Linked DNA regions of Mus musculus: region 1 is linked to region 2. A link is a loop called in an ENCODE intact Hi-C map of the cell type or tissue named here. Cell type or tissue: gastrocnemius. All regions are shown on one strand.

Region 1 (2,500 bases), 58 kb after region 2:
ACCCTCAGGAGACTTGGGGAGAGTCGGGGGAGGCAGTTATAGGAAGCTGTACCCATGTCCTCTTGGTAGACTGTAGGGGACAGAGAAAGCAGAGAGACAGACTAAGATGATCACGGTGTCCAGCTGGGCGATGATGGTGGCTCAAACTCAGGAGAAAGCCAGGAGGAGCACAGGGCACGTGGCCAGGCTGGCAAGAGCCCAGGCTCCGTCTTCCTTTCACACAACCAGTCACAGGCTGTGGGTCATTGGACTTTCCCTGGCTAAGAAGCCAGCAAGTTCTCCCCAGTCAGCCCTGGACCCCCTCCCTGGAGCAGGCCAAGAGCTGTCTCCCTACCTCAGTCCTACTGTGGTCTGTACCCGACTCCATAGCCTGTACCCCTGCCTGCCTGCCTTCCTCTGGGCTGCTTCCAAGTATCCTGGTCACAGGTAGACGTGATGGCAGGAAGGACCTCAGCCAACCTCTCACCGTCCAGTGTCTCCTCCATCCTTTTTGTCAGCATCTGAGCAAGCAGATGTGCAGTTACAGACATGCTGTGCTCTTCCTGTTGGTAGCGGTTGGAGGGTGGCTCTCAGCAAGTCTCTGAGGCTGCCTTGCAGCTCCTGGGAAAGCGAATCCTTATCGATTAGTCATGCCTGGCGTGGGTTTGGGAGTGAGGAGGGAATCTCAGCTGTCCCCCTTTCGTGTTGATTTATCTAGTAGGGCCTCTGTCTACCCTCTCCTGAGATACCTTAATATCTTCAAGCTTCACAGGCAACAATTATCTGGGACTTTGAAATGACAACTGTGGCCACAATGTCCCAGAAAAGAGAAGCTTGGGGCAGGTTGCATCTCCTCACAGCCACTGAACGTGTGTGTGTGTGTGTGTGTGTGTGTGTGTGTGTGTGTGTGTGTGCTAAGCTGCAGGATTCAGAATCACGCAGCTGGTAAGTGGCAGAGCTAAGGTTTTGTTTTTTGTTTTTTGTTTTTTGTTTTTTGTTTTTTTTCGAGACAGGGTTTCTCTGTGTAGCCCTGGCTGTCCTGGAAACTCACTTTGTAGACCAGGCTGGCCTCGAACTCAGAAATCCGCCTGCCTCTGCCTCCGGAGTGCTGGGATTAAAGGTGTGCGCCACCATGCCCGGCCAGAGCTAAGATTTGAACCTAAGACCCTGGAGTCAGAACAAGCTGGTGGCACAGTCGGCCAGGGAGGGGAAGGTGCTGCCAGAATCGCCCTGTGACTTCATGCTTTACTTCTGCTTTCTGTCCAGTGTGCTCAGTACACAGGAAGCCTGGCGGGGGGCCTCCCTTGACTGTCCTGTCTGCAGCCGGGTGGACATGGGGTCCAGGCCCGCTTCCTGTGTTGTGCAAGATGTGGCATTCCCTTCGTGGAAGAGGCAGTGGCCCCAGGGGATGGGTGCAGTCAATGCCCGGAGTTACCAGTCACAGGCCTGGCCTTGGCCCCCGCCCCTTCCTTTTACTCCTCTGTCAGCCTTGAGCAAGAGACTAGGGTCTTTCCTGTCACAGTCTATCACCGATGAAACAGGCTAAGGCTTGGTGGCCATAAGTGAGCCTTAACCACACAGCAGCTTTAGCAAACCTCACCACAAACCCTACTTTGCGAGGCATCATTCGACACAACCCCCTCTTCTCAGATGGGGAAACTGAGGTTCCAGGCATGGAGCAATCTGCCTAAGCTTATGGCTGTGCTGTGTGCCCTGACGACTACCGTGCCCCTTGGTGAACACTGTCTTAGGCATCAGGAATGGCAGAGGGAAGACTTGATGCTCTCTGGGGACATCCTGGGGGCACTCTTTCTCTTAGCCTCAGTTTCCCTATCTGTTCCATTTCTAGCTGTTTCTGTCAGTATGGAGGAGAGGGACAGAGGCCACTCCTAGAAGCCAAGGAGTCAGGGACGGAGGGGTGTCCACACTTTGGGGACAGCAGGGTGTCCAGTGGGCAGTGTTGGACACTTCGGCCTCATGGCTTGGGCTGTGAATAAGGGACCCCAATGACAGAAGTGGGTGAAGACCCTAGTTCCTCATCTTAGACCTTCTCAGAGGTGCCTGGGGACAGGGTGACAGAGGGGCCTCCTCTGTGTCACCACCTTACTGCTGACACTGTCATCGGCCCAGCTGGGGTCAGCTGAAGCCAGAGGGGAGAGGCTTCCCCACTTCAATGTCAACTGACCGAGTCGGGAGCCTGTGCGGCCACCGACCTTGCTCGTGACCCTCAGAGTTAACAGGTGACCCGAGAGGGAGGGGACATAGATAGTGTTGGCCTGCAGAGGGTGAAGAACAGTCAAGGCTTCTGGGGTGGGGTGGGGTGAGAAGCAGACAGAGCCGGGTGACAGGTGGCAGGGCAGGAGACAACATGGCAGAGGTCAAGAGGAGCTGATGTGAGGACACGGCACCGTGCCCATCCCCTCCTGGCCCTGGGAGCCATGAGACCGTGGACGAAGTACTGGTTGGTTTCAGAGCAGGACGGGGCAGTCAGAGGGACAGTGTGCAACTCACTTCACACCTT
Region 2 (2,500 bases):
TGTGAGTGGACAACAGTCCATGCTGCAGAAGGAAGCCAGGCCTCCTATGGTCTCAGGACTGTAAGATAGGGTGGAGGCTGGACGTCCAAGACACATTTTGTTTTTATTTAATTTCCAGAGATGTGGATCACTAATAATAATAATAATGAAAAAGTCAAAAGCACTCATAATTTTAATATCCAGAAATAAACCTGTTAACTCTTGCTGTGTGGCCCTAGGTATGTTACCTTACCTCTCTGTGCCTCTGATTCATTGCTTATCAAGTGGAGTAATAGCGAACTGGCTTCATAGGGGTAAGGAGGGAGTGAGGACGAGTTGGTTCACCTGACATATTTAAAATGATCCCATCCTAGTTTAGGGTGGGCGTTAGCCACTGCCCTTGTACAGTGCAGCGGAATCTGTCGTGTCCAGTACACGTGAATTGGACAAGCAAGCACTTCTTTACTCTGGCCGTGACAGGGTGATAGGAACATTCCTCAGTGTTTTGAAAAGCTTTGACAGGTTAGTTCATGCAGAGACCTCTGGAGATGGCATTGGTTAGCTTCTAGAATGTTCTTCCACAGATTTTCATTCTCCCCCTCCCCCTTCATTGTAGCTAATGTTGCCAGTGAAGTGTGCACACCTCCTCTTCTCCCTCAGCCATGGGACTGCTCAGGTCTGGGAACAGCTGCCTTGTGGAGAGACTACATTCTCCAAGCTTCTCTTGCAGCTAGGAATGACCCCCTGAGCTGTGAGCATAAACTGTAGGAGGGGCTGCCGGGAACATCTCTGCAGGATCCCGTCCTTCCTACATTCTGCCCGGAACTCAGATGTCTAGAGCTGCAGAGACCATCTTGACCCCAGGGGCAACGCTTCACGCTTCACGCATAGTAGCAAACCCAAAAGACAAAAGGCATTGAGTCCCGTTGGCGGCAGAGGCGGAGCCTCAGTCCTGATGGCGGAGGAGGAGCCTCACCGGTCCTTGCTGACCCTGCTCTGCACTTGTTTGTGTGAAGAAAAGAAATCCCTGTTCATTGAGACCTTTGTCACTCGGTTTCCTGTTACTGGCAGCTGAATACATTTCTGACACATTTGCTCAAACAGCGCGGAGCTCACTGGGCCTCTTTGTCACCTGTGTTTCTCAGGGGTGGCCTAGTGCTTCCTCGTCTGGGCTGTTCTGCTGACACCGTTCCCCAGAGAAGAGAAAAGGTCTCTCTGTTAGATGAGGTGAAAGGGTTGATTTAATTCATTTGAATTACAGAAGTCATGTGTGAAGGCGTCTGGTGTCTCCAGATGGCTCTGGAGTTCTCAGCATGCTTCAGGTCAGGCGTGACCCAGGCCCTTGGGCTGGGTAGAAACTTCTCGGCTGGCTTCAGCTGGCTTCAGACCCTGCTTTCCCACCCTAGTCCAGAAAGGGGGCCCACGAGTGTCAGAGAGGTTCAGGCCCTGCAGTGGCGCTTAGAGCATGTTGTCAACTATTGTCACCTGGAATGACCTCTTTGCCCTAAGCTCCAGCCACCAGCACCTGCTCCCTGGAGATGCCAGCCTGCCAGGGCTAGAAGGCACCTTCGTCAGGCACAAGGGCCAGCCCACCAAGATCGCTGTGGGGCGAGTCAGGAGGCCAGGGAGCTGGCAGGGTAAGTTATTATTTTTATAGCTGTCACCAGATCCCTGGCCCAGCCTTGCAGCCCTGGCAGGGACAGAGGCAGCCTGGGAGAAGGAGGACGCCTTAGAGGCTTGGTAGTCAGGGCAGGGGCTGTGGAGAAGGGAACACCGGGGCAGGTCAGGGCCTGCTGGGCCTCGGCTTCTCCTGCTTCATGGGGTGAAGGGCTGGTGACTGATACACAGACATGGCATCTCTTGCCTTCGTCCCTGACCCCAGGCATGTGCCATGAGGTTCTCCCAGGCCATTCCAAGAACTGCATTGCACCCTGCTCGAGTCCCCTTAGGCCTACTCCAAGACCATGTGTGACTTCCTTTACAGCCTCATCCTGTCTGTCCATGTGGCCAACTCCTGCTGTGGATTCCTCTTCCTTAGTCTACCATCACACCTGCAAAGGCACTTAGCTGTCCCTGCCGGGGGCCTCAAAGGGCCAAGCCAATGCCCAAGAGCCCCTCCCTACACCCAGGTTATCAGTACTCTGATTTTGTTGTTAGGACAGTATGGCATGTAGCCCAGGTTACCCCTAAAATGCTGATCCCCTTGCCTCTATTTCTGGAGTGCTGGGATTAGAGACCTACATTATGCCAGTTTCATGAAATGTTGGGGATTGAACCCCTGACCTTGTACACACTAGACAAGCTGCATCCCCTGCCACTATACCGTGAGTTCTGATAACAAGAACTTGTTCACCCATTTCTGTGAATTGTGTTAAAGGAATCCCATGCTTGGTCCCCAACTCCAACTTCACGTTTCTCTAAGTGGCAGTGTGTGACTTGCTAGTCCTTTTTATTGCTGAGTGGCCACTCATTTTATAGCTTGGGGACAATTTGGTTTCCATCTGGGCTCTTTAGGGGTGGC

Evidence for each region. Hi-C counts contacts between places; a loop is a spot of excess contacts. Peaks named below come from ENCODE experiments on the same cell type or tissue, not always from the same donor. Only the 100,000 strongest peaks of a DNase experiment are listed, where the experiment ranks them.
Region 1: it touches region 2 in a loop (5-fold over the local background); 9 of 42 quality-filtered maps call a loop at or near these places.

Annotation. Positions count from the first base shown.
Region 1 is chr2:167,752,759-167,755,258 of GRCm38, forward strand. No RefSeq gene overlaps it. Among named protein-coding and RNA genes, the nearest start is that of Gm52570, 15 kb to the left of the region's middle. In gastrocnemius, no CTCF peak of the experiment used is centred here; DNase peaks (open chromatin) are centred at 194 and 1,307; H3K27ac peaks cover 2,500 bases.
Region 2 is chr2:167,694,732-167,697,231 of GRCm38, forward strand. It overlaps A530013C23Rik (RIKEN cDNA A530013C23 gene), which reads left to right. Exons shown (of 2, transcript NR_110334.1): 2 at 596-2,500. Among named protein-coding and RNA genes, the nearest start is that of A530013C23Rik, 5.2 kb to the left of the region's middle. In gastrocnemius, no CTCF peak of the experiment used is centred here; a DNase peak (open chromatin) is centred at 1,387; H3K4me3 peaks cover 692 bases; H3K27ac peaks cover 2,500 bases.